3 separate regions of the Homo sapiens genome follow, and regions 2 and 3 are each linked to region 1. The links are chromatin loops, found by intact Hi-C in ENCODE. Cell type or tissue: GM12878. All regions are shown on one strand. Links, peaks and the distances in the headings refer to the core of each region. The heading gives the core; the rest is flanking DNA.

The links. Peaks named below come from ENCODE experiments on the same cell type or tissue, not always from the same donor. Only the 100,000 strongest peaks of a DNase experiment are listed, where the experiment ranks them.
Region 2: a loop joins it to region 1, with 5 times the contacts of the local background. A loop is called at or near these places in 11 of 110 quality-filtered maps.
Region 3: it touches region 1 in a loop (15-fold over the local background); 6 of 110 quality-filtered maps call a loop at or near these places.

Annotation. Positions count from the first base shown.
Region 1 is chr7:50,089,052-50,096,584 of GRCh38, reverse strand. It overlaps ZPBP (zona pellucida binding protein), which reads left to right and starts at 3,339. Exons shown (of 8, transcript NM_007009.3): 1 at 3,339-3,517; 2 at 6,876-6,956. The coding sequence starts at 3,391. LOC124901630 (a long non-coding RNA gene) reads right to left here and starts at 3,306. Exons shown (of 2, transcript XR_007060321.1): 1 at 2,855-3,306; 2 at 2,244-2,770. SPMIP7 (sperm microtubule inner protein 7) reads right to left here and starts at 702. Exons shown (of 9, transcript NM_001161834.3): 1 at 1-702. The coding sequence starts at 499. RefSeq lists silencers at 3,246-3,405, 3,486-3,535. In GM12878, for the core only: a CTCF peak has its summit at 3,919 (motif pointing left); a DNase peak (open chromatin) is centred at 3,864; H3K4me3 peaks cover 593 bases.
Region 2 is chr7:50,463,975-50,471,507 of GRCh38, reverse strand. It overlaps DDC (dopa decarboxylase), which reads left to right. Exons shown (of 15, transcript NM_001082971.2): 12 at 1,337-1,435; 13 at 4,193-4,294. Among named protein-coding and RNA genes, the nearest start is that of FIGNL1, 17 kb to the right of the region's middle. In GM12878, for the core only: a CTCF peak has its summit at 3,304 (motif pointing left); no DNase peak of the experiment used is centred there; H3K27me3 peaks cover 298 bases.
Region 3 is chr7:51,063,506-51,071,038 of GRCh38, reverse strand. All of the region lies in intron 7 of COBL (cordon-bleu WH2 repeat protein), which reads left to right. Among named protein-coding and RNA genes, the nearest start is that of COBL, 250 kb to the left of the region's middle. In GM12878, for the core only: a CTCF peak has its summit at 3,187 (motif pointing right); a DNase peak (open chromatin) is centred at 3,211.

The DNA of each region.
Region 1 (7,533 bases), core at 1,299-6,298:
TGTTCTGTTGCAGTTCTTCTGATAGAATTTTTTGCCTTTTTATTGTTGTTTGAAATCCTGTGTCTGGTCTGGGAACTCGATGTTGAGGTTTCACATCACTAAAATCCACTAGGGTTGGTATGGTTCTGCCAATGCCAGGATTTAAATCAGCATCACCACCAGGACTCATAAACCCTGAACAGGAATCACCTAAGGTCACATCATCCCGAAGTGGAAATAATGGATAATGTGGCCCATATGGTGGGGGATAAGGATCATGTAAATGATAGTCTGGCAAAACTGAAGGGGGATAAGGGTGAAATTTAAGAAAAGCAGGGTTGCATTTCTTTTCAAACCTGCCATAGTTATGTCTGTTCTCAAGACCTTTCACAAAAGGCATGTTCATTTTTCTTAAGAGATCACAATAGTGTGGGTAATCTATATTCTCAACAGTTCCTGAAAGGATGGACCTTTTAGAGATACTTATCTTTCCAGGTGTGTCCTGAATTTCTACATCCATGGCCTTTTTCTTTAGAATTTTTGATAACTATAAAGTATTTCTGATAATTCCTTTATATTTAACTATATAAACTCTATTGCCAATAACTAAAGATCTGTGTTAAACTAGTATAAAATTGACACAGCTTTCTAAATGTTGGCAGATAATTTTGTTTTTCTTTTTAAGGCAAATATTTTCCTCCACCAAAGGAAGAATAGGGCAATGAAGGAACATGACATAAGGAGAATAAAGCAGAGCCCTTGTTGCCTGGCAACGGCTAGAATTCTTAACACATTGAACCATTTATTATGTACATCACAATTCTTAAGAAAAACAAAAATAGCCTTGGTACTAATATTTCCATGATACTTTTCTCCCCAGTGCTCAGGAAAGCTGTGTTCATTTACTTATTTTAAAATTTTTCCATAAGTTGGTATTTTATGGGTATAAAATATATTTAAGGAGTGTAAATAAAGCAGTTAATTCAGTGACAATACATTTCTCAAAAGTATATATGTGACTACAATTAAGTATTTATATATATAACACTTGCTATCTAATTAAATGTAAATCTAAATGCACTACAAAATATAAACATTACTAAAGTTAAATTGGTACATCTAATTTTTTTTTTTTGGTGGAGTCTCACTCTGTCGCCTAGGCTGGAGTGCAGTGGTGTGATCTTGGCTCACTGCAAGCTCCGCCTCCCAGGTTCACGCCATTCTCCTGCCTCAGCCTCCCAAGCAGCTGGGACTGCAGGCGCCCGCCACCATGCCCGGCTAATTTTTTGTATTTTTAGTAGAGATGGGGTTTCACTGTGTTAGCCAGGATGGTCTCGATCTCCTGACCTTGTGATCTGCCCGCCTCGGCCTCCCAAAGTGCTGGGATTACAGGTGTGAGCCACTGTGCCCAGCCCTAGTATATCTAATTTTTAAGAAAAACAGAAAATTATAATGAAAGTACAGGTACATCTTTACATGCCCTAAATTATCTTTACTTCCCTTAAATTTGCCATGGTGTCCAGAGTAAGAACAGTAAGAGTTTTAAGTTCATTTTAGGAAACCACAATGGGTATCAGTTAACTGTCTACACACAAAATATCATTTAAATCACTAATGTATTGGTTCACTTAAAAGCTCTTTCACCTGGATAATTTCATCTTGCATGAACTACTATAAGAGGAAATGCAAATATTAGAATTTGGGGTAAAAGTTCACATCATCCTTACTGCAGCAAAAATGTTAAAACAGGCAAGATTCTAGCTTTGAAGAGTCAGGCACATAATCGTTAATCAGGCCAACTGTCAAGGGTGATATGTTTGGTACAATCAGAATGCCTATGCCCCATTGAAAGTCTTTACAATTTTGAGATATACTATTAAACAAGTGAGATTAAATTAGGTGGTTAGGCTGTCAGTTTTAAATCCTTCATCCAGATCATAGCATATCAAGTGACAGTTTTTAGTCCACCCATGATCACTCATTTCTTCATATCAAAAGTGATAACTCACTTGTAATTAGGCATTCTACATTTAGTTGCTCAAACTTCATTCTTCAATGTATTTAAACCAACTGCTTAAGATTTATTTCTATCACAGCTCTGCTCCCATTAAGTAAATCCTTCCAGCAGCAGAAAAGTAGAGGCATGAGTCTCTTTCAATTTCTCTAAAACAAGTTCTAGCTATAAATGGCCTCTTAGGCTGTGTATGGGAAAATAATAACCCCCATAACTTTGTACTTAGAATGGATCCTTTACAAGAGACAGATTAACAAGAGAAAAACAGATGTTTATTAATATATTTCATTTATATATGAGGAACACCCAGAGAATGAGTAGTTCTCAAAGAAGCGTCTTTGAATTCCAGCTTGTATAGCATCTTCAACAAAGACTAGGAAATTTTTAGAGATGTGACAAAGGAAAAGGACTCTGAGTCTCTACAGGCAGTAACTTGGGCTAAGCAAACAAATAGCAGACAAAAGATGGTTTAAAAAAAGCTAATATTAATTCCTCTGATATCATTTCAAGGCTAATGAGGGTCTGACGCTGTCTTCAGTGGTTAACCTTTGTTCTCCCTGGTAAAGGAGTGGGGCAGGATACCTTTTCTCTTTCTAATCTATGTCTTGCTTCTGGGTAAAAAGAGGGCAGGTGGACAGCTCTCCTGCATCTGCTGGTTCTTGTCTTCAGGGCAGCAATCCTTCATATTTGAGAAGGTATATTCTGGTCTCCCACACAGGATAGATGGTTTTGTATGTTTTGCTGAATTTAGGTGACACTATAAGATGATCTTCCGGTCTATTTTAGAAAGTAAATTTCATCTATGGTTATTTCCTCTGTCCTTCCATCAAGCTTCTTTCTGAGGCTAAAGGCCTTACTTACCTTTAATTCCCACTAAGTGTGTATTGCATTTATCTCCCAATTAAGTTCCACACATCCATAAAATACTATCTGCTGACATTACTAGATCAAAGCAGTCCACTGAGGGCTTTACACGTCTTAACTCATGCATTCTCACTATCTGTTGTTCGAAACTGGGCCCCACATCTACCACCTGGCTCATAAAAAGGGCTTTTCGATCATAAACGCTATGCAAAGGTAAAAGCACGGGATTTGGGGCCCAACGATTCTCTCTCAGCTCTAGGATCTTGGACAAATCACTGATGTTCTTGAGGATGCCCTGCGTGGCTGTGTTGTCCTGAAGGCCCGGGGGCTGCACAGCACAGTTGGCGCGTGTAGGCCCCACCAGCTATGTGGAGACACAGGCTGACCCCTAGTCTACCACCCCGGCGGAAGTGGGAGCACGTCCATCAGGTCCGTTGTTCCGGTCCTCCGCCCGCCAACTTCCGGCTGCAGGTGGGCGCGCGTTGCCTAACGACCTTCCGCGCGGACGGTGGGCAGGCGACGGCGGCGTGTGGATGGAGGCCTTCGCCCTTGGCCCAGCGCGGCGGGGCAGGCGGCGGACCCGGGCCGCCGGCTCCCTGCTCTCTCGGGCCGCCATCCTCCTCTTTATCTCCGCCTTCCTGGTGCGGGTGCCCTCATCAGGTGAGGGTCCGCGCCGCCCTGCCGGCTCCGCAGGGACAACCGCAGCTTCCCCCACTCTTCGAATTGCCTTTTCTTGTGTCACGTGCATCCGTTTTATATAGAGACACCTTGCTCACTAATACGTGACAAGAAAGGCTTATTTTTTATGGAAGTCGTACAAAGTCACTCTGCATTTGCATAGAGGAGTGAATGACAGGAAATTAAGGTATAGATGGATCACTACGTCACCCACAGTTGAAGTTTTACAATTAAATTGCTTTGTTGATAAACTCCCCAATTCAGTCCATGGGTCATCTGCCAGGTTTGCATTTCAGTGTGTGAACTCTGTAATGATGAGATCAGTGTCTTTCAAATAGGCAACCTGCTGCTTTCAAATTATCCGTGATGGTGGAGCGCCATCTATTGGTTTTAGCTGTGAAATACAGGAAATAATGCGATTTTAAAGTTTTGACCTCTAAAGAATTGAAGTACTTTTCTATACTGTTTTAAAAATACATGTAAGATACTGATGAACAAACACTGACGAAGGATGTGAAAGTTTAATTGAACTGTTATTTAACTAGAAAGGTTTTGGCTGCATTCTAGACTCAAAATTCTAGACCCAAAATTGATAAAATCACAGAGATTTGCTTCAAATGAAAAAAGTTGTTCAAATAAGGAATAATGAAAAAAAGAAGTCCTCCAAGAATATAAATGTAAAAGGTTTGTGGAGGTAGGTAGGGGATAGGGGAGGAGAAAGGAAACAAATGGAGTGAATAGAGATTTAAAAATCAAAGTCCAGGCATCAGGAATCCAAAGATTATTCTTCTATAAGTATATGAATAGCCGATAGCCATCAATTGCCATGTAGGAGAAAGATGCTTCTTGGATATGGGTCGTGGTCGTGTATTAGGTGTGAAAGGGTTTTTATTTTAAATTTTTACCTGGTGATCTTTTGATGAAATAATAAGATTAGACCTATGAGATATAAGAAATAGAATAAGCAGTTAGTATCTTGTAAGTGATGAATAGTGAAGGCCTCTTATATAGCATTTTACAATTTATACAGTATTCTCATTTTCTACAGTAACTGTAAGGATGGAATTATTATTAGTCCCATTTTACATATAAGAAAACTGAAGCTCCTAGAGTTTAAAGTGATTTTCCTAAAACCAGTAAGTGGCAGAATTAGGATTTAAACTCAAGTCCTCTGGCTTTGATACCACATCCTTTTCTTTGCACTTTGCTATTCCTGTCTGCTAAAGGCTATTTGGGTATAATGCTTTATTGCATTTTTATACTGCCCCTCACACTATTATGCCCATCACATTTGCTCATTTAACAATGAAGACTATCAGAATATGTTTCACAATTATTATTTAATATTTACAATGTGCAAGGTATAGTGTTTGATACTGATTCTTGATAAGTTAACATAAACATTGATCCCACTATCAATGGAGCTTATAATCTAATAAGGAAAATGGTATGTGTGTATCAAGAACTATAGTATAAGCCGATGTCTACAAGGGTTTTTCTGATATTATCTTCTAGAATTTTTATAGTTTCAGGTCCTAGATTTAAGTCCTTAATTCATCTTGAGTTGATTTTTATGTAAGGTGAGAGATGAGGATCCAGTTTCATTCTTCTGCATGTGGCTTTCCAATTATCCCAGCACCATTTAGGCAAAGATTTCATGTCCAAGAACCCAAAAGCAAATGCAACAAAAACAAGGACAAATATGTCGGACTTAATTAAACTAAAGAGCTTTTGCACAGCAAACGGAACAGTCAGCAGAGTAAACAGACAACCCACAGAATGGGAGAAAACCTTCACAATATATACATCTGGCAAAGGACTAATATCTGGAATCTATATCTAGAATCTACAAGGAACTCAAACAAATTAGCATGAAAAAAAACCCCAACAGTCCCATCAAAAAGTGGGCTAAGGACATGAATAGGCAGTTCTCAAAAGAAGATATACAAATGGCCAACAAACATATGAAAAAATGCTCAACATCACTAGTTATCAGAGAAATGCAAATCAAAACCACAATGTGATATCACCTTACTCTCGCAAGAATGGCCATAATCAAAAAATAAAAAAAAAAATAGATGTTGGTGTGGATGCAGTGAAAAGGGAACACTTCTACACTGCTGGTGGGAATGTAAACTAGTACAACCACTATGGAAAATTGTGGAGATTCCCTAAAGAACTGAAAGTAGAACTACCACTGGATCCAGCAGTCCAACTACTGGTGTCTACCCGGAGGAAAATAAGTCATTATATGAAAAAGGTACTTGCACACACACGTTGATAGCAGCACAATTCACAGTTGCAAAAACATGGAACCAGCCCAAATGCCCATCAGTCAATGAGTGGATAAAGAAACTGTGGTGTATGGTATATGTGTATATATATATGTGTGTGTGTGTGTGCATGTGTGTGTGTATATATATACACATATATACACATATATACGCATATATACGCATATATATACACAAATATATACACATATATATGCATATATATGCACACATATATACACACATATATATACACATATATACACATATATATACACTCATATACACACACACACACACAAACATAAATATATATATGGAATACTACTCAACTATAAAAAGGAATGGATTAATGGCACTTGCAGCAACCTGGATGGGATTGGAGACTATTATTCTAAGTGAAGTAACTCAGGAATGCAAAACCAAACATTATATGTTCTCATTTATAAGTGGGAGCTAAGCTATGAGGATGCAAAGGCATGAGAATGATACAATGGTCTTTGGGGACTCGGGGGTGGGAGAAACGGTGGGATGGGGGTGAGGGATAAAAGACTACAAATTGGGTTTAGTGTTTATTATGTGATGGGTATACCAAAATCTCAAAAATCCTTACTAAAGAATTTATGTAACCGAATACCACCTGTTCCTCCAAAACTTAAGGAAATTAAAAACAAAGAACTATAGTACAATGTAGAATGAGTGTTATTAAAAAGGTGCTGGTGATGTACTGTGGCAGATAAGAAGTGCTAAGGACAAACGAGGTTTGAAGGAGAAGGGACTTGTGATTTGGGTCTTGAATGGTGGGAGATTTGAACTTCTAATAATGAAGAGATTATTCTAAATGGCTTTAGAAAAAATCAGAGGTGAGATATAATATGGAGAAGCAGTACGTAGATTAAATTTATCAGATCATCTGAGGGGGAATAGAGTTGGAACAGTGATATCAACTGTCAGAGGAGATTGAATTATGGCTCTCCCCTTCAACCAATACCAAAGATACTGTAATAGTATATTTGAATATTTTAGAATATCTAATGAGACAAATTGTTGATCTTTTTTTTTGATAGTTGGACACTTGGTTCGATTACCAAGAGCTTTTCGCTTGACCAAAGATTCAGTGAAAATAGTGGGATCAACAAGTTTTCCAGGTATTCATAAATATATTTTCACTAATTTTTAAAAGTTATTAGCATTTGTTTAAATTTATCAGTCTTCTCCAAAAGGCTAATGCTCTTCATTTATCCTAGTCTCCTAAGGCCCTTTTCTTTCTACAGAAGTGGATTAAAGTTGTTTGCATATGGTTAGACTCATCCAGTTCTAATACTATATGCTATAACTACATAAGTATACAAAGAATAATTATTTCTAAAAGTTATCTAAAGTTGCCTGTGTGGATTTTTATTATATAATAATTAGCTATAATATTAAATGTATATAGTGCAAATATGGTAATACAAATCATACATATTTTGGATTCAAAGATTTGCAGTAGTCACATGAAGTATGGCAACTACAACTTGTTTTGGTGGTTTTTAAGTTGTGGCAAATTCACATGCCATAAAATTCTTCCTTTAAAGTGCACAATTCAATTGTTTTTAGTATATTGACAAGATTAGGCAACCATTGCCCCTATGTAATTTTACAACATTTTCATCACCCCAAAAAGAAAGACCTAATCCATTATGCAATCATTCTTCAGCCCTGAAAACTACTTATCTACTTTCT
Region 2 (7,533 bases), core at 1,126-6,125, 380 kb before region 1:
TTCCCTTTTGACTTGAGAAGCTCCTGCAGAACCATGGCTCTGGGCCCTTGAGCTACTTCTCTTGTGTTCAGAAGCAGTTGCCACCTGTTCATTCCACCCACACTTTATTTTATTTATTTATTTATTTTGAGATGGAGTCTTACTCTATTGCCCAGGCTTGAGTGCAATAGCGCCATCTTGGCTCACTGCAACCTCCGCCTCCTGGGTCCTGCCTCAGCTTCCCAAGTAGATGGGATTACAGGCATGTGCCACCATACCAGGCTAATTTTTGTATTTTTAGTAGAGAGAGGGTTTCATCATGTTGGTCAGGCTGGTCTCAAACTCCCGACCTCAGGTGATCCACCTGCCTTGGCCTCCCAAAGTGCTGGGGTTACAGGCGTGAGCCACCGCATCCGGCCTTCACCCACACTTTAAAAAACACCTGCAAGCCCTCCTACTGGGGAGCAGTGCGGGACTCAGGACTCCGGCTAAGCAGTCCCACCCGGCAGATGGCCCAGCTGCGCTAGAGTGTCGCGCCTGGCTGCACTGTGTCACCCAGGCCCAGTAGGGAGCTGGCTCAGCTCTCCTCAGTGTCTCCTTTATAGCTGAAATAGAATATGACTGTTAAGATGACCACACAGTGCTGCTATGCTCACTTCCCAGCAGTCTCCTCGTCCCAGTCCTTCCTTACTCACTTCACCACATCTCCATCCCTCAGTGTGTGGGGGCCGGTCAACTGACTGGGTCTGGGAAAACCAGAGGAAGGACAGGGAAAGCTTCTGGAGCACCAGCATGGAGACACACATTGTGTCTTCTGATGAGGGGTCTTGGGGTCACTCCATGGTGATCAGTAGGACCAAGAGGGAACCAGTATTGCTCTAGAAAACAGTGCCAGAACATCTGGGGCAGAAGTGGCAGACAAGAGCAGGTTCTGGCTCCCTCCTTCCTCGTAGGCAAGGACATCAATGAAAATTACCCCCTTATCCCCACTGGATGGTGAGCTCACTGGGGGCAGGGCCGTGTCTTCCCTGTTTGCTCACCACGGAACCCTAGGGGACAGCCCAAGGTCTGGCCCTGCTGTGCATGCCGCAAACACCTGTTGAGTGAAAACAATGAACATCACTGGCTCCCAGGTCAACAGTCCCCATCTGTGTTCCTTTCTCTTGGAGATTTGCAAAGAAAGCCTCTGCCCACATCACCGAGGGCCCTGCCATCCAAGACAGGCCATGGCAATGGGAGCAGGTTGGCCACCAGGGAATCGGCTGCCTCCAAGAGAAATAGGCGAGCCGGTGAGCCGAAAAGGAAGCCAGCTTTTAATATCTTCCTCACTGATGGTCTGTTTCATGTTTCATTTCAGCATTGGCAGATACCACTGGGCAGAAGATTTCGCTCTTTGAAAATGTGGTTTGTATTTAGGATGTATGGAGTCAAAGGACTGCAGGCTTATATCCGCAAGGTGACTTTGTTTTTATTATTTATCACGGTAAAATTGCGGAGGTCTTTCGGGACTTTAGAAATAAATTCAAATTTTTTTTCTTTTTTTTTTTTTGAGACAGAGTTTCACTCTTGTCCCCCAGGCTGGAGTGCAATGGCACAATCTCAGCTCACTGCAACCTCTGCCTCCTGGGTTCAAGCGAATCTCCTGCCTTAGCCTCCTGAGTAGCTAGGATTACAGGCATGCGCCATCATGCCCAGCTAATTTTTGTATTTTAAGTAGAGATTGGGTTTCACCATGTTGGTCAGGCTGATCTTGAACTCCTGGCTTCAGGTGATCCACCCACCTCAGCCTCTCAAAGTGCTGGGATTACAGGTGTGAGCCACTGCACCTGGCCTTCAAATGTCTTAATAAGCAAATACATGGCAAGAGAACCAGACTGTAGTTTGGGTTGTTGAGATGAGGTTATTTATAAGATCTGTTAAGTCACTTTCGTTAAGATTGCAGGTTATCAGGTCCAGGAAGATGGTCACAGTAGAAACATCACATAGGTTGTGCTTTAGCCACATCTAGCCAAGAATGAAGTTCATTGAGCAATGGCAATTATGAGAACATAAGGACTGTGTTTTTCTCCCCCAAAATTGCCAGAATAAGATAGATATTCCCTAGTCCAGTGGTTCTCAGACATGCTTCCAGACCAGCAGTGCCGGCCTGCAGTGGGGCCCAGCAACCTCTGTTTTAACAAGCAAACCAGACACCTTCTCTATGCACTAAAATTTGAGAACCACTTATCAGCTCCAAGCCCCACTCCCCTGCTTTTTTTTTTTTTTTTTTTTTTAAAATAACAATTGGCTGGGTGTGGTGGCTCACGCATGTAATCCCGGCACTTTGGGAGGCCGAGGTGGGCAGATCATGAAGTCAGGAGTTCTAGACCAGCCTGGCCAACATAGTGAAACCTTGTCTCTACTAAAAAAAAAATACAAAAAATTAGCCAGGCATGGTGGCAGGCACCTGTAATCCCAGCTACTCGGGAGGCTGAGGCAGAAGAATCACTTGAACCTGGGAGGCAGAGGTTGCAATGAGCAGAGATTGTGCCACTGCACTAAAGCCTGAGTGACAAAGCAAGACTCCGTCTCACCAAAAAAAAAAAAAAAAAAAAAAATGAGGAAACTGAGTCCTGAATATGAGCCTGGATCTGCCTAGAGCCACCCGTTTAGCCAGCTGCAGAAGGCCTGCTGCTGTTCTGCTGGCTCTCTCTGATCCTGGTGTCCTTCCTAAGCTGTGGCCTCATCTTGATGGACAGAGGTCCCCAGGCTTCATGGGAACAAGCACACTTATGATATTCAGCCTTAGTGATGGTAACAGCCCTCCATTTTAAGTCCTGTTGCCACTTCACAACCAGGTGTGCAGGGGCAGGTGTCCCCAGCCACCTCCTCTGTGGCACAGCATATATAAACACATCCATCTGCAAGCTTCATAGAATGCCTAGGATGTGCCATGAACTGCCTACTCCCAAAGCTTCGGTGAGGACAGTTCCAGGAGCTGCCGAGCACTATGAGGACCTGTTTGGGGGCGAGAACTGGGAAAGGAGTATGTATATGAATTCCTGGGTAGGAAATCCCCCTCTACCCATTTGAGACGAATTCAGCTTTTTTGGGGAAAGAAAGCCAAAAAATAAGGGATTTATCTCCCCACAATGATGACGTCTTTAAGCTCAAGGACAACTAGTTATGATCATGCTGGCTCCTGTTTAAAACACACTCCACTTCTTTCTTAAAGGGGACCCAATCCTGCCTTAGGAGCAGAGTCCAGCGATGCTCAAAGCCTGTCTCCTTGGGCGGGAACCGGCTTTCGGGATCGCCCATGAGGCCGAGGTCTTTGGCGCTCTCTGGTGGCATGACGAGGAACCACTCGTATGACACGTGTTTTTGTCCCAGCCACCCCCTGCCCGCGAGGCGCCGCGTTTCCGCAGGTCCTCCCCAGCACCTGCAACATGGGGGCCCTGCTGTATCCGCGGGCTTAGAATGAGCAAGGCACGGGCCTACGCCACGGAGGGCTCCTTCTCCTAGGATCACATGCTGTCTGAATAGCTTCTGAGTTCTATAACTATTTGGAAGTGAAATAAGGTCAGTGTGATATTCAATGAGAGGAAGGCCGTTTCTGAATGTGACAGAGCGGACAGGATGCCCAGCTCTAGGTGGCAAACGCGGAGGAGGAGCAACAGCTGTGGCAGCCACAGAGCTGCAGCTCCATCAGGCTGCCTTAGAATCCTAGCTCAGCCAAGGCCTCCGGGTGCACCTTGGGCATGTCGCTCACCCTCTCCCAGCCTGTTTTCTTATCTCCAAAATGGGGATAATCATGATATCTTCTGTGTTGTGGGCTGTCCTGAGGATGCCGCAGTGGTGAGCGCTGGCACCTCAAGCACAGAGGAGCAACTCGATGGGCATTAGCCATTGTCTCTTCCAGAATGATCAAATACCTCCTCACGGTGTTTATTCTAACATTATAAAAGACAGTTTGGGTGGGATAAGAATAGTCCCATGAACAGAAGAAAATGACAATTGGTGTTCTGAGGACACTAGACCTGTGCTAATGTAGGGAATGAGTTTCTTAGCCTGCCTGGAAACAGCTGGTCAGTGAACGGTAAAAGCACTTGAGGAAAATTGCCAAGAGCGTCTAAATGAATTATACATGGGCAGTCTAATAAGGTTTTCTAGGTAGTTAAGTTCTGAATTAAATGGCCATGAGAAAAACAGATTTTCCCTTTCCTCTTTGAAGCATGTCCAGCTGTCCCATGAGTTTGAGTCACTGGTGCGCCAGGATCCCCGCTTTGAAATCTGTGTGGAAGTCATTCTGGGGCTTGTCTGCTTTCGGCTAAAGGTTTGTCTACATCTATTCCATTCTTCATTTTCTGTGAATGTGACAGAGGGGAAAGTGTTGTTCATTACCTCCATGCTCAAACACTGGCACTGGCTCTCCAGAGATGGCAGAGCAAAGCCTGCATTCTTTGGCCCACCGGCCTGCCCTGCCCCATGCTACACAGCCTTGTTTCCACGCACAGCGGCTGTTCCCGCTTCCTCAAGCCTGCCATGAGACTTCTAACTTACATAGCTTATTGGCCGCAGAATCTTTACCATTTTTCCTTCCTCAAGGCTCCATCCCACACCTCTGCCACTGGCCCTCCTTGGAGGACAGCGGCCTGTCCATAGCCTCACTAATCTGAGTGTCTTCTGTGGATCAACAGCATCAGCATCATCAGCATTGTCTGGGAGCTCCTTAGAAAAGCCAGTCTTGGGCCCCACCCTAGAGCTGCTGGCTGCGCACCTTTACAAGATGCCCACACAGGAGTCTGTTTGACACTGTGTTGTGGCGTGCTGTTATTTTGCTGCCTGATGCTGTGCATTCACCAGGTGAGGGCAGGCTGGCCCACACGGGTTGGGGCATAAGCCATCTCTACTGAGAATCATGATACAGTTCTCAAAAAGGCTCTAAGATGCACTGCACACATGCCCCTTGGTAATCTCCCTTGTGTACACAGAGCCAGGTGAGACCAAATGCTCTGTTTGGTTTATAAGGTTTTTTTTTTTTTTTTTTTTTTTTCTTTTTGGAGACAGAGTCTCCCACTCTGTTGCCCAGGCTGGAGTGCAGTGGTGTAATCTCGGCTCACTGCAACCTCTGCCTCCCGGGTTCAAGTGATTCTCCTGCTTCAGCCTTTTGAGTAGCTGGGATTACAGGTGTGCGCCACCACGCCCAGCTAATTTTTGTATTTTTAGAGATGGGGTTTCACCATGTTGGTCAGGCTGGTCTCGAACTTCTGACCTCGTGATCCACCCGCCTCAGCCTCTCAAAGTGCTGGGATTACAGGCGTGAGCCACTGCGCCCGGCTGAGGTAGCTTTTAATTCACAATCATTTCAAGCCTTTCCAGGAGGCTTCCTTGTTCAAATTAAAGACAGCACTCAGGAGAAGGAGCAGGCTGGGGTCAGTGTCATTGTCAAGGGGCTGCCAGTCAGAGTGTGGCACTGCCACTCCACCTACTATGTCCTTTTGCCTCACCTGACTCTTGGAGCTCTGAGGCGAGGAGGAGCTGCAGCCGTGGGAAAGCCTGCAGGTAGCAGAGCAGGAGAGGAGACTTGAGCCCTTGGAAGAGCACAAAGTGATGAGACCTGGGAGGTGCACAGAGGACCGAGAGGGCAAGACACGCTCTGGATGTTTGTGGGAGGAGCCTCAGTCCATCCATGTCCAGGATGTGTCCAGTCAACCAACCTTAGTGTTGGCATCGTGCTTATTAGACTCATCTGCTGTCAAGCAGTTGTTTTCATTCTTGTTTTTGTTGACAGTTTTCTTCTAGGACTTTTATATTCTATTTTTTTAACAGTTCTATTGAGATATAATTCACTTTGTTCATTTAAAGTTAACATTTGGGCTGGGCGTGGTGGCTCACGCCTGTAATCCCAGCATTTTGGGAGGCCGAGGAGGCCAGATCACTTGAGGTCAGGAGTTCGAGAACAGCCTGACCAACATGGTGAAACCTCGTCTCTACTACAAATACAAAAATTAGTCAGGAGTGGTGGCACATGCTTGTAATCCCAGCTACTCGGGAGGCTGAGGCAGGAGAACCACATTGAACCTGGGAGGCGGAGGTTGCAGTGAGCTGAGATTGTGCTACTGCGCTCCAGCCTGGGCGACAGAGCAAGACTCTGTCTCAAAAAAAAAGGCTACGTTTGAGTATTTTTAGTATATCTACAGAATTGTGCAGCCATCACCACAATCTAATTCTAGAACATTTTCATCCCCCTAAAAGAAACCCCACACCCAGTCATGCCACTTTCCCCATCCTCAGGGCTACTAATCTGTTTTCTGTCTCTGTAGGTTTGTCTATTCTGGACATTTGTATAAATGAAAACATACAACATATTGCCTTTTATGACTGTTTTCTTCACTTAGCATAATGTCGTCAAGGTTATGGCTTTTATTTTATTTGCATAATTTGTAGATGCCACCAAACCCATCTGTGTACTGGTTTCTGTCCATTCTTCTCTCATGCCATATAGTGAGTCCTCTCATGAAGGAAGTCCAAGGCATTTTTCAGCTGACAAATGTTTCCTTTTGTAAAACTTTGCTTGTGCCTCCAGTCTGCAAATCCAGTTTCTGGAGGAAGCGCGTTAGTCAAACACTGTGGCTCACTTTTCTGCCTCCATATCTGCCATCTTGGCCTCACTCTCTCCTGGTCTAATCCTCTCTAATCTGAATTTCAGGTCCTCTCATGCTGAATGCTTCAGTGTGTCATGTGGCTCTTTACTAAAGCAGAAGTGATGTTGCTATGGCATCACGGTCCCTCTCCCTCCATCCTCATTATGGCCAGAACTTGCTTGGTCTCCATCTGTGTGCACTCAGCCTACTTTGTTCATTGTAATTGTCCCACCTCTGCTAGGCTTCTTGCCTCTACTTCATGGAAGTACTGCCCTATCCAGTCTGTTTGAAAATGGCAAGCACATTTTTCCTAAATAATTTGCTTCCATTTTCTGTGCTCTATACTTTGCAGATGTTTGCTCTCATACTGAGTCTTTTTGGTAAAATTCCATTCCCTTGGTATGATAATTTCTTTTTTTCTCTATCCTCATCCTTGAGTCCTCATCCAGATTCACCCAGCCTTGGTGTTCACCCACGGTTTCCAAATTTCCTCTGGCCCATCACTGTCTACCTGGGCACAACAGGAGCAGGGCACTCAGGCCCATAGCTAGAGGCCAGGGGATTTGCACAGCTCTATGGCCAGGTGCCAACATCCAGCAGGTGCTCGTCTGAGGTGGTTCCATGCAGTGGATAGAACTCTCTCCTTCCCACTCATCCTCCCTGCTTCTCCACTCTGAAGACAGGGCCACGAAGTGCAGTCCTGTGAGGTTTGGGTGACTAGGATGCAGTGTCCCACATTCAGTTCCTTCTATTTAAGACTCCATGGCTTAGAAGACATGGAGTCACTGCCTGCAAACAGAAGAAGGACAGAGGAGCAAAGGGAGATGGAGGTGAAGTGTCAGAAGACCGGCTGCTATGGAAGCAGGGCCCAGGCAGGACAGCAAGGGCTTCCCATTGGCTTATTGATACCAGGCTTCCAACTCTAGTG
Region 3 (7,533 bases), core at 1,126-6,125, 970 kb before region 1:
GCATTATTTTTCAACTATAGTTGGCTTAAATTCTTAGTTTCACCCTGGAGACCATGTTGCCAGTGGACAATTGAGCATGCTGTGATTTATAAAATGCAAGCTAGTTTATATGATAATGTTTGCCATCTCACTTTACCAGTACTGTTGACCTTTTCATATGATTCTAAAATCACTTACTTGTAAATAAATACTCCTAGTTCTGTAGATGAAACAATTTGGAAAAGTCGTTACTGTTTACTCACTGACATTTTATTTTAGCACCCATTATAATCAGTCACACATCGCATCTGTGTTTGTGATGCTTATCAACTGTTAATTTTCACAGTTTTCATGCTAATTTGGATCCATAAAATGATACAGTTTGTTCACAACTTCCATAGCTCATGTAATGTAATTCAAAACGTTTCCACGTGCAGACTAACATTTCCCATAACAAAACAAACTTTTCTACCATAGGGATAAGAGTGCATCTTCCAAAAATTACAAGAGAAAGTGAGGGCCTTTCAAACAAGTATTCAAGATGTCTTGAGTCATCATAACCAATTACAGATTATCCAGACCCAGAAATTAATCCACATACAGAGCACTTGCTTCCTCTGGCTTCTCGGAATTTTGTGTGTGTGTGTGTGTGTGTGTGTGTGTGTGTTTTAACTGTTTCATCCTTCATACCCAAGGAATGTGGAGCAGGAGAAAAACCCAAAATAGCTTTTGCACCTTATTAGTCACCATGGTAAAATGACAACAAGCAAACTTCAAACACTTCAGTGAAGACAGAGGTTCAAGTATTAAATAAAATGAGGCTCAGGAGTTATCTGTATATTTTTGGTTTCTTTGCTTTATTTGTCACCAATAGCAACGCATAATTGGTAACCCTTTTGCCGAATAACTCCCTTTGCTGGAAGTTTTGTGATTTAAATTTACTGTTACTTCTGTGTTGATTTTACCCTTAAAGGCTTTATGTTATAACCCTTCTTTTTCCTTCTTATTAAGAAAATAACAAACTTTTATTACGTGAACGAAGCTGCATAAAATAAGGCTCTGAGTATATTTTTCAGTAAAGGGAAAAAGAAACCCCCCCAAAAGAGATTAGATCTATTGAGATTATTTAGACTGGACACACTGTTTCCTGGTTGATAAATCTGCTACAGGGCTTCAGGGCAGGAAGTGAGGAGAAAAAATAACCAAAACATAAAACCCAAACGCAAATGGAATAGTCAGTATCTATCATACTTTCTTCTTTGGCCCATAAGGGACAAGATTTAAAGAGTGGATGCATCCTTTCCTTGTATGTTTTGTGTGAATAAGAAGTGGTAGGGAGGAATATAAAGACATCCTGAATCACACAAATCATCAACCACAGGATGGAAATGGATGGCAGATTGCCATGTCTAGCCCACACACACATCCTCTCTGCCAGGTAAAGTTGCCAATATTAAAAGTCAGATTTGGCTTGAAATTCTGGTTCTTCCTGGAATGTGTAAAGAGCCTTCCCAAAGGGCTCACATCCTTCAAGTAAGCCTTGAGCATAGCTTGGCAGCAGGTGCTCCCTGAGCACAGGCCGGCACTTGCCATGCACTGCGGAGCCCACCAATCCCACAGCTAACACCCAGGCTAAGAATCCAGTATTTTCAGGCTCATGTTTTTCCAAAAAGAAATTTAAAGGGAAAGTGATTATGTCCTATAGTCAGGAGCCTGAGAGGACCAGAGAGGCAGATGCAGCACAAACTTACAGAGTTGCTGTTCCAACAAGAGAAGTGTAGTTGGTGGTGGAAGTAAGCATATTTGTATCTCTGGCCTGTTTCTGCCTCATCCCTGCGCCCTTCGCTTGGCCCTTCTCTCTCAATCATTTCTCTCTCCTACCTGGTCTCTCATATGGGCAAACCCCGAATCTGCACCCACAGTGGTGTATTGGCAGAGCTGTGCAGGGAATGCCCCAGAAGGCAAATTACCTTTCATGTCTGCTGGCTCCATTCTGCCCCTTTACATTGTCATTGTCATATTAGTGAGGATTGGGTGCGATCAGGCCGAGGGCAACGTTTTGATGAGCTGGAACTGTCACTCACTGCACAAGTGGCCTACATTTGGAGTCTTCAGGCTCCATAGCAGAAACCTTAGATGTGAAGAGTGAGTTACTTAAGTTCAATAAATATAAAATAATAGTAAATGGTTATAAATTGAGACGTTTAGCTTCTAGTAGGAAAACTACAAGTCTCCATTTAATATTGCAAAGTGAAGTGTAGGAAGAACATTGATGGGGATTTCTGGGTTTTATGCTATTTTTTATATTTCACAGCTTTATAGGAGTGTAATTGACACACAAAAAACTGCATATGTACAAAGAAAGTATATAATATAATCAGTTTCGACTCTTGTATACACCATGAAACCATCACTCACCATCGAGTAATAAACATCCATCACCCTCAAGTTTCCTTGCATCCCTTAGTCATCATTTTTAATCTGCGTATGTGTATGTATATGTGTATATGTACATAAGACATGCACACAACTATATATATTACTTTATGACAGTACTGTACATCGAATGGGAAAGTTAGCAAAATATAGGTTTTAATAACAAATCCTAAATTAATTGAGAAGTAAAACTTCATTCTAGCTAATTGGGAAATTGTTTAAAAGGAGAACATTAAGTGTTAAAATTGATGACCCTAATGATAAAGCGAGTATTTGATCTGAGGAGAAAGAAAGCTGGTCGCAGCATTTTAATAGTCATCTGAATGCATCCTTTGTGAAGTGAAAATGTGGGGATGTGAGTGCACATACAACCTTTGGAACTATTTCTCCCCTATCCAAGTTTTCAAGAGGAAACAAAGGTAATTTCTCCACTTAATTTTCTTCTGCTAAAGAAGCATGAGTGTGTTCTTTAAACCATGTTTACCAAAAGTAGCTGAGAGGAGGTCAGCCCACCGCCTCTGCCGCTCAAGCCTGGCTTGAGAACCGCTGACCAGGATTGCTGGCTCTAGTCAGGAGCCCAGCTGCCAGGCTGGGGCTAGGCAGCGGCAGGCACCAGGGCAGCATCTGTCTTGGGCTCCACTGCAGTGGCCAGCTGCCCACTGACCCTCACTCCGTCTCTGCCAGGTTAGCAAGCAGTCGAAGGGGCTGCTTATTTAAGAGACAAGAGATTCTTGGATGACTTTACCCGCACATTTCAGCCACCAGGGGGAACCCTGATTATCCCATTGATAGACAGAGTTGAAGAGAATGGAAAGAAACATACAAGAAGTTAACATTGGGGCTTTGCTGCATTTATGCCAATATTATGTTGCAGCTAGTCACACAACAATTTAGTGACTGTAATTATAGGATTGAGTTCTCTCATTTACAAAGAGGGGAAAGTGAGTCAAGAAGAGTCTAGTAACTTGCCTAAGATCATGCAGCTAAGAAGGGTCTGTGCTCAGATGGCTGACTCCCCATCCTCTGTTACAGTGTGACTAGTGGTTCTAAAAAGGGATGTGTGTGTATGTGTATACATGCACACATACATGTGCATACATGCATGTGCACCCATGGTGCATGCATATCTAGACTCATGTACATGTGCATAGATGTATATACAGTGCATGTATGCATACCCACACAATACATGTGCACATTGTGTATCTTAAACATCTATGCATACATACACAAGTGTGTACAAAATATTTGTGTATATATACACATGCATACATATATGCCTACACATGGTGTACATATTCATGTTTGTATATATTCATGCATACATGCACATCTATATACATTTGTAACTTGTGTGCAAATATACATAACACGTGCGTGCACTCATACATCCATGTGTATACACTGTGTGTGTGTGCCTGCACGTGTGTGAAGATATGAGGCCAAGGACAGTATGTGGCTATATTAGCTTGTTGCTGCCAGTATGCTTCCCCACCCCCACGCCACCCCACACACAATATATCTCTGAGCCTGGTGCTTCGGTCACTGGCAGGCTTTGCAAGGATTCTGAACTTGTCCACTTTGGCCTCCCAGAAGTTATTGTCAGGCCTCTTGTTTGGTGCCTAATTTATGACTTGGAAGAGATTTAAAGATTAAAGAGAATATGGCCAGTTAGTTGTTTAAATGAATAGTCTTCCATAGTTAGATAGGGCAGAAATCCAAATCAACCATGTTAGTAAACTCAAACCTCATCTTTCGTCTCTGCCCTTGCACTTATGTCTGCCTCCATCTGGCTATTTATTAGCCAGGAGGCACCTTGCCATGAAGGAGGTGGCCTCTGCTTGAGTGCAGACTGCACAGTGGGACTACAGGAAGGTACAGCCCATGGAGGGGTGGGGGTCTTAGTCTTCATAGATTCGCTGCCAGCGGGGTCGGGGCAGGAAGTGATGATGGCTAAAGTGGCACCCCCTTCCCATGCACTTTTCCTGGAGTAACCCTTAAATCTATACCACAGCCCTATGAGGTCACTGCTGTTGTTATCATCCTCATTTTACAAATAAGAAAACAGCACGTAGATGATAAGAAACTTGTCTGCAACCAAAAGCAAGTTAATATTTAAGCCAGGACTTGAACCTTGCCAGTCTGGTCCCAAGCACCTGCTTAACTTCCATATCCCTCCTCCCTACTCTGTGTCCTGTTAGTCTGTAGGGAGGGCTACAAGGCTCTAACCCTGCTCATATCTCCCCAGGAAGCCATTCCCTGTGTCCACAGAGGAAGGAGAAAGTGGAGGAGGTGGTGCGTGCTGTTTGAGCTTTATGGGAGGATCTCTCATGTGCAAGCCCACCTAAGCCCACAGCCAACAACAAGTATGGGGCTGCACAAAAATACCAGGAAGGAGGGGCTTGACTCCAGAGGAAGGAAGATCAGAGGACACCACAGAGACTGAGACAGTCACCATGTGTGGGCCTGTCAAGCCACAGACACTGTCGTGGACTTCAATTACTTTAATATTTTCATCACAGTGCGCAGCAACACAGTGCACTGATATGTTAGTCTGCTAGGGCTGCCATGATATCATACCACAGAATGGGTGGAAATTTATTCTCTCACTGTCCTGGAGGCTGGAAGTCCGAGATCAAAGTGTCGGCAGGGTTGGTTTCTCCTGAGGCCTCTTTCCTTGGCTTGCAGATGGCTGCCTTATCCCTGGGTCTTCCCTTGTTGTGTGTCTGTGTCCTAACATTCTCTTATAAGGACACCAGTCCTGTTGGATGAGGCCTCCACCCGAATGGCTTCATTTTAACTTAAACATCGTTTAAAAGACCTTATCCTAATAATGTTACATTCTGAAGTACTGGAGGTTCCGACTTCAACATATAAATTTTTAGGGAACACAGTTCAGCCCATAGCACCTGGTGTGCATTAGCCTGTGTGCTGATGACGACAGAGGCTGGAGAGCTTCTGTTGTACCCAGGTGGATGCACAGGGGAGACCCGGACTCTGACTCCAGGGCTTGGCCCTGTTGGAGGCCTGGGCCCTGCCACCTTTCTGGCAAGCTGTGCTGATTTTGCCCAAAGCTGGCTGTAGCCCACCCTAGCCCAACACTGTATGTGAACCACCATTCCTGCGTGCATTCGGCCTCTGCCCTGACTTTGAATTTCCTCCTTGCCCCTACAGTTTATGGAGCAGCTGAAGCTGTGATAAGACTTCTGAGCTTGCTTCTGAATACCACAGCCCCGGGCACAGCAAAGCCAAGAACCCTGTGGATGAGTGAGGGCCGCAGTTCTCTACACAATCCTGAAATCAAGTGTTCCTGTTTCTCTTCCTCCTCCCCATTTCCCCAGTCACTGCTCAGCCTTCTCTTGGGTCTTTCAAGCATTTGTGAATGCATGTGCACACTTAGACACACACACGCACACACACACAACCCATCTTGTGTCTTACCTACCTCTGAAATATTGGCATTTGGGAGACAATCCCTAATCAGCTAACACTTGTTTTTTTCTATCCTCTGTGTGCTTGTTAGAATACTGTGAAGGTGTTTTCTATGGACCGACTTCTAAATGTTCCTCCTGAAATCAGTGTTATTCACACAGTTCTAATGTAATGAATTCTGTCTGTCTGAAAGCTTGCCATATTGTCCCTGGTTTCTCCCAGCTAATAGAGAGGAAAATGAGCCTGAATATGAACCCGTCACCACAGACCGCACTGCATCCTTTCCAGGCAGCAGGGCCCTGGAGACTGTGCTCAGGCCTGGCAGCCTCTGTGTTTCACTTAGGCTTGTTTTGCTCAACCCAGGCAAGACTTTTAAAATTGTTTGAATAAGCTGCAGCATCAGTATGCTTTTTTAAATTGTGATTTAAAAAAAAATATAAAATGTCCCATTCCTTCCATTTTCAAATGCATACTTCAGTAGATTTAAGTATATTCACAATGCTGTGAAACCGATCTCCAGGACCTCATCGTCCTGCAAATCTGATACTCTACTCACTGAACAGCAACTCCCCTTTGCCTGCTTGTCTTTTTGCGCCTGGCTTATTTCACTTAGCACAATTTCCTCGAAGTTTATCCATATTGTAGCATATAACAGAATTCCCTTCCCTTTTAAAGCTAAATATCTTTCAAGTATATGTATAGACCACATTTTCTTTATCCATCCATTGTCAGTGGACATTTAAGTTGTTCCCGCTTCATGGTTATTGTGAATGATGCTGCACAGGTATGCAAATATCTGAGACTCTGCTTTCATTTCTTGGGGATATATACCTAGAAGTGGGATTGCTGGTGAATCCAGCATATCTTTGCCTGAAAAAAAAAAAAAAGCCACTCAAGCTGAGTTAATGCACAGGGATATATATGGGATCCTATACTGCACCTATAGGGGTTGTGTCAGCTCACTTACCCCACATCAGCCACATGCGAGTTCCTGAACCAATCACAGTAGCCAAGGGAGTGCCACACACCCATTGGCTTAGGCCAGAATGCACTGATCAATTGTCAGGGAGAACAGGATTACTGTGTTTGATTGGATAATCAGGGTTCATCTCCCAGACAACCAGGTTGCTCCACAAAGGGGATGGGGCAGAAAGGGTGCTGAGGGTCTTGCACTGTCCAGAGAAGTACATAGCATGGGGCTAGAGCCAGGCTGCATGGACTCAGGGTTTGGGTCTGTTACTGGGTGATTTCAGGCAACTTGCTTAACTTCTCTGTGCCTGAGTTTCTTCATATTGAAAGAAAAAGTGCTTTTGAGAATTACACATACAAATACATGTAGAACATTTAGAAATGTTTCGGGGGCTGCTGGGTTGGAGTCAACAGATCCTAATTATTATGAAAATAGCCATAATTTAAAATGCAGAAGATCGTGCATTAAAATCTTGATTTCTTCTTTTTAAAAAAAGTTAGAGATAAGGCAACACCAGTTTTACTGCATGAAAGGAAGTGTGGGATGCATACTAGCTGCTTCTTGCAGGCACATGTAGGCACCAGGTTTCCTCAGGGTCTTCGTGGGGCCACACCTGGCCCTCAGCCTGCCTCCTACTGCTGTCTGCAGACCTCTGTAGATGGATCAGTGCAGGTTCCCTGATTCAGTCATACTGGAGAAATGAAGTCACTCAAACC